Regions from separate parts of the Homo sapiens genome. Here region 2 is linked to region 1. The links are chromatin loops, found by intact Hi-C in ENCODE. Cell type or tissue: IMR-90. All regions are shown on one strand.

Evidence for each region. Peaks named below come from ENCODE experiments on the same cell type or tissue, not always from the same donor. Only the 100,000 strongest peaks of a DNase experiment are listed, where the experiment ranks them.
Region 2: it touches region 1 in a loop (2.1-fold over the local background); 5 of 110 quality-filtered maps call a loop at or near these places.

Annotation. Positions count from the first base shown.
Region 1 is chr4:139,901,355-139,903,854 of GRCh38, reverse strand. All of the region lies in intron 1 of MAML3 (mastermind like transcriptional coactivator 3), which reads left to right. Among named protein-coding and RNA genes, the nearest start is that of MAML3-AS1, 230 kb to the left of the region's middle. In IMR-90, no CTCF peak of the experiment used is centred here; no DNase peak of the experiment used is centred here; H3K4me3 peaks cover 1,378 bases; H3K27ac peaks cover 957 bases.
Region 2 is chr4:140,001,405-140,003,904 of GRCh38, reverse strand. All of the region lies in intron 1 of MAML3 (mastermind like transcriptional coactivator 3), which reads left to right. Among named protein-coding and RNA genes, the nearest start is that of MAML3-AS1, 130 kb to the left of the region's middle. In IMR-90, no CTCF peak of the experiment used is centred here; no DNase peak of the experiment used is centred here.

The DNA.
Region 1 (2,500 bases):
CACCAACACTGACATTGTGAGTGCCTTGATCTTGGACTTTCCAGCCTCTGGAACTGTGAACAAATACATTTATGTATAAATTACCCAGTCTCAGGTATTTTGTTATAGCAGCACAAACAGACTAAGATTGGCATCTCCCCTTTGCTGGTAGATGGTTATCTTCTTATAAGAACACCAGTCATATCACATTGGCGCCCACTCTAATCACCTCATTTTAACTTAACCTCTGTAAAGACTCTGCTCTAAATGTAGTCACATTCTGAGATACTGGGAGTTAGGACTTCAACGTATGAAGTGGACACAGAATTCAGTCTCTGATCATTAGTCATGAGCACTGGCTTCATAGGTATTTACCACCTTTGTGTATCCCTAGACTGGACGTAGACTGCTACATTGCCGTCCAGAAGGTTATTAGCCGTAAAGATTCTGTAATAAGGGTACATTTTTGTCAAGAAAGGAGCATTTTGTAGTTTGTTGTTTTCAGAGGTTGGAGTAGGCTATTATATTGGGAATTCTACAGCCCCAAGAATAAAGTCCTGGAAGACTGATGTTATGAAATTACTGCAGAATTCATTGCTGAAGCTGGACACAGTGGTTTAAATCTCTAATCTCAGCACTTTGAGAGGCTTAGGTGGGAGGATCGCTTGAGCCAAGGCCTGGGTGACAGAACAAGACGCCATTTCTAAAAATAAAAATTTTTTAAAGAATTCATTGTGAACATTACTGTCTTCACTGGAAATTCCTGTTCTGAAATGGCCAGTACTTGGTTAACCCAGGAAATTCAATGGTCACATGTCCAGTTCCTACCCAGGAGATGAAAACATTGGATCGGAAGGTTTTCTTCCTGTCTTCACTGCTCATTGGACTTTCAGGACTGGAAGAGGTCTGTGGATCACGATGAAGTCTTGTTGTCTTTTAGCTTCAGATTGGACACAGAGGTTTTAGGCTGCCACGTCTTAAAGGGGCACTAAAGGGTCCACCCGGGCTCAGCCTTGGTCACTCCCTGTACATAATTGAAATCGCTGCCCACAGAAGTCAGTGAGGTTGTGCGGAAGAGGCTGTGTAAATGACTCTGACTGTTGCTATAACAACAGTACCTTGGTCTAATTTCTTTTGAAAAATGAATTTCAGCTGGTGGGATGAAGCCGAGCCGCTTTGCCCCACAGATGAAAGCTCTGCCGCCAGGCTCCAGAGCTCTGCTGTTTACGGGCTGAATGTGTGGTGTGTACCTCCGCCTGGCTGAAAATTTTCAGAGCGGCTCAAATGACTTCCATGTTTGCCTGTATGTGAGAACGTGCCTGTCTGTCTGTGGGTATCTTCTTCATCCATGGGGGATTCATCCCGGAGAGAAAAATTCTCTCCTCCTGCCTTGGTTTCTGTTTATTAACAAAGTTACTCAAAAGACATGCAAATAATGACAGTTCCGTAATTGGTCAATGAAGGCAAGTCCCTAAGCCCCCTCAGGTTTGGAGTAAAAATCTGTTGTGAAATGGAGGATGGAGGCCTGGGAGTCAGATGCTGTCTAGAAATAAGAATTATGTCCTGTTTGCTCGCTCATTGAGACGTGTGTGTGTGTGTGCGTGTGTGTGTGCGTGTGTGTGCGTGTGCGTGCGCGCCTGCGTGTGTGTCCAGGGGAAGGAGAGAAGGAGAGAATGAGAGAAACTGGAAATTCTCTTCCAGGAGGGTAGCTCTTAGCTGCCTGGGAGTACTGCTTTATGCAAACTGCATCTCACAAGAAAGAGCAGTGTCTGGCCTCTTTGAGGGAAACACGAGGCTTTTTATCGAGTAAGAGATCTTATTTCAATACTTTTGTTTTCCAAAGGGAGATAAACATGTGATGGGATTTTATTCAAAAGCAGTCTCAGGTCTGGGCACCCTGGCTGTTCGCATCCTGCTAGGCTGGTGCACGACTTCAGTGCTGTTGAGGAAAACAGTCTTTTGGAAGGGCTGAAAACAAAAATGAGAATTCCTTATTGAAAAGAAAGGACATTTTAAGTAAACAATGAAATAAAAAGATTGTTGAATCCTCCCCAAGGGAGAGAAAAATACTCAGCCTCCCTGAAATATTGCTCCTTCCCGCCTCCCTCCTTCCAGAAAATAAACAAATCGAAACCTCACGCTTAGTTCTAACATGCCTATTCTTTGGTCTGTGTTGTTGGTGTAAGTCTCCAGCTGTGAATGATGCAGATAAGATCTGATCTTTTCATTTGCCATCCTCCTCCCTTATGGGGAGGAAAGCCTTCCCTTCTTCCTCACCAACCTCCTTTACCGGCATTTCTTTACAGCTCTAAATAAAATCCCATTAGGAATTTCAGATTGTAAGGCAAGGTCATGTATACAAGCATGTTTGAATAGAAAATGTATTCATGACTTCTAGTGGGAGATTATCAGGAGATATTCCTAAGGATATTGTTTCTTGTCCTTAAAAATAAATGTAATGTTATATGTGTGTGTATTTATGTATATGAAACAACAGAGCAGTACAGGGTTCAGATTGTGG
Region 2 (2,500 bases), 100 kb before region 1:
ACAGAAACTTTCCTTGTGGGAACTTAAAGCACTTCACGTATGGAAATCATATACCTGGGGCAGACTTAATTCAAGGAGCCCAATCCTTGATTGTCACAGACATGGAAACTGAACTTAAGGGATGTTTTGGGATGTTTCCTAGGACACAGAGTTCTAGCTGAGCTAGGACTTGAATCTGGTGCTCTTTCAAGACTCCTTCAGAGGCACATGTTAGTATCTCAGTCCCCTTTGACAGACGTTGCTGGCAAAATGTTATTATCCTCACTTTAAAATGGGGTACACGAAAGCACAGAAAAAGAAAATTGTCTAGTGTTAACCCTTTGTGACAAAGCCAGTGAGATAGGACACTGTATTTCTTGCAGCCCTTCTCAGCTATTCGAGTTGAATCATATTGGCCTCAAGGACATCATCCTTGGCCCCTGACATGCCAGGATTCTCATGTCTGCTTGTCTTTCCTGCACTGTCCCCTAGCCTATTACCCCCCAATACTATTTCGTTCTTTTTCTCCTTATGCCCAAGGAGTGTCTTGTGTTTCTCTTTTACTAGGTACTTTTCTCCCAGTATATCTGGAACTTTGTCCGAGAGCTCCCTCTAGAATTTTCCCTTAGGTAACCCAGACCCAACCATGTTTACAAAGGAGCAATGCTGCTGTCACTTCCAAATGCACCCCAACCCAGTGGTGTAGTAAAAGCAGAACTGGCCTGGGGGCAGGAGGTGAAGTCCTCGTGCCATCAACAGTTCATGATACTGATTAACTCCCATGCCAAGTTCCTTCCAGCTCTAGAACCCTAAATCTTCATAGAAATTTGCAGAGAGGAATTTTGAGAAAGAAGTGGTAAATTGAACCATCCACCAAGTTGAATTGTTTTAAAAGCCTCAGACTTCTGGACATCCAAATTGTTAGTCTGACTTTGGAGCTGGGTGCTTGTCCTTGCCATTACTTTCCTGCCACCGTAGTGGGCATGGTTCCAACAGACCCTGCCAGTGCCTACCTGGGGAACCACTGCTGCTGGTAAAGTAGGTCCCTTGGGAATTCTGCAGTACAAGGGTCACTGTGTAAGTGGACAATGAATTTTAATATGCACAAGTTTCCTTTCTGCCAACTTGGACTGGGTATACCTAGTAAACAAATCAAGCGGTACTTGCCACTATATTGTTTTGGTTTTCTGTGGTGTGAGAATATTGTGACTCTGCTCCAGGGCATATTATCCTTGAGGGCAGCCACATAAATGATACTGTGTTAGGCAGTGGGAGGTTGCTGCGTAATAAGTAGTTAATGATGACAAGTCCTAGATCTTCCGATTATAAGGCTAGTATTTAGAACCTATAGTATGGTGGAATTTAAAGCCATTATTGTCTTCTGAACATTTACAAATGTATCATGAAAATAAATTTGATAGAAAGTTGACCAGTCTTACTGTTTCCCATCGTGACTTATTAAAAATCATATTTGTGTTTTCTGCTTTTGCTTCCACCTCAGACCTCAATGGAAATAACTTTTCAGACTTTACATCTATTCAAAATGTAATTATAAGTTAAACAGGGCAGACATCAGGTAGAGAAAAAAATAAGAAGAATCCAGGCACAGGAAGACAAATGTGCATGATCTCTCTTAAATAGAGAATCTAAAAAAGTTGAACTCCTAGAAGCAGAGAGTAGAATGATGGTTACCAGGAGTTGGGAGTATGGTGGGAGGGGGTGAGAGTTGTTGGTCAAAAGATACAAAATTTTCAATTAGACAAAAGGAATAAGTTCAAGAGATCTATTATACAACGTGGTGACTATAGTTAACAATGTATTGTATACGTGAAAATGGCTAAGAGTAGATTTTAAGTGTTCTCTCCACAAAAAAAAATGATAAGTGTGTGAGGTAATGCATATGTTAATTAGCTCAATTTAGCCATTGCATAGTGTATACATATTTCAAAACATGTTGCACACCATAAACACAATTTTAATTTATGAATTAAAAATTAATTTTAAAATAATACTGTTCATTTGAATTATTTTCATCTTTCCTTTGAAAAAAGCATAGTAGTCTCTGTGTAAACCTGGTTTGTTTTTTTGAAAAGGAAAAAGTAAAAAGCCTCCCAGTATAGACTGGCAGTATTTGTTAGGCCAAGGATATGATTAAATAGAGGTAAACTTTTGTGAAGTACAGATACATTTCATTATCCAAACAAGTTACAGTACCTGGGGATAGACTCACAGTTTTTATAGAATCATCTGGATATACTGGGAAATATTGTTGGGTTAGTTAATACACAAAATAAAACCTTTGGTGGATGCCTGTGTGTATGGACATGCAGACAAGCAGATTATTTCTCTGGCCTTTTGTCCCTTCTGATTTTGAGCTGTTCTTTACATAAGTGGTGACCCAGGACAGGGCCAGCTCGGTGTCTTAAACACAGCTCTGTGCCGACCCCAACAACTTTGACTTTTTCTCACTCTGCGACTTATTAACTCTGAGACCTCTTGGGGGTATGTTTTAAGCACTTGG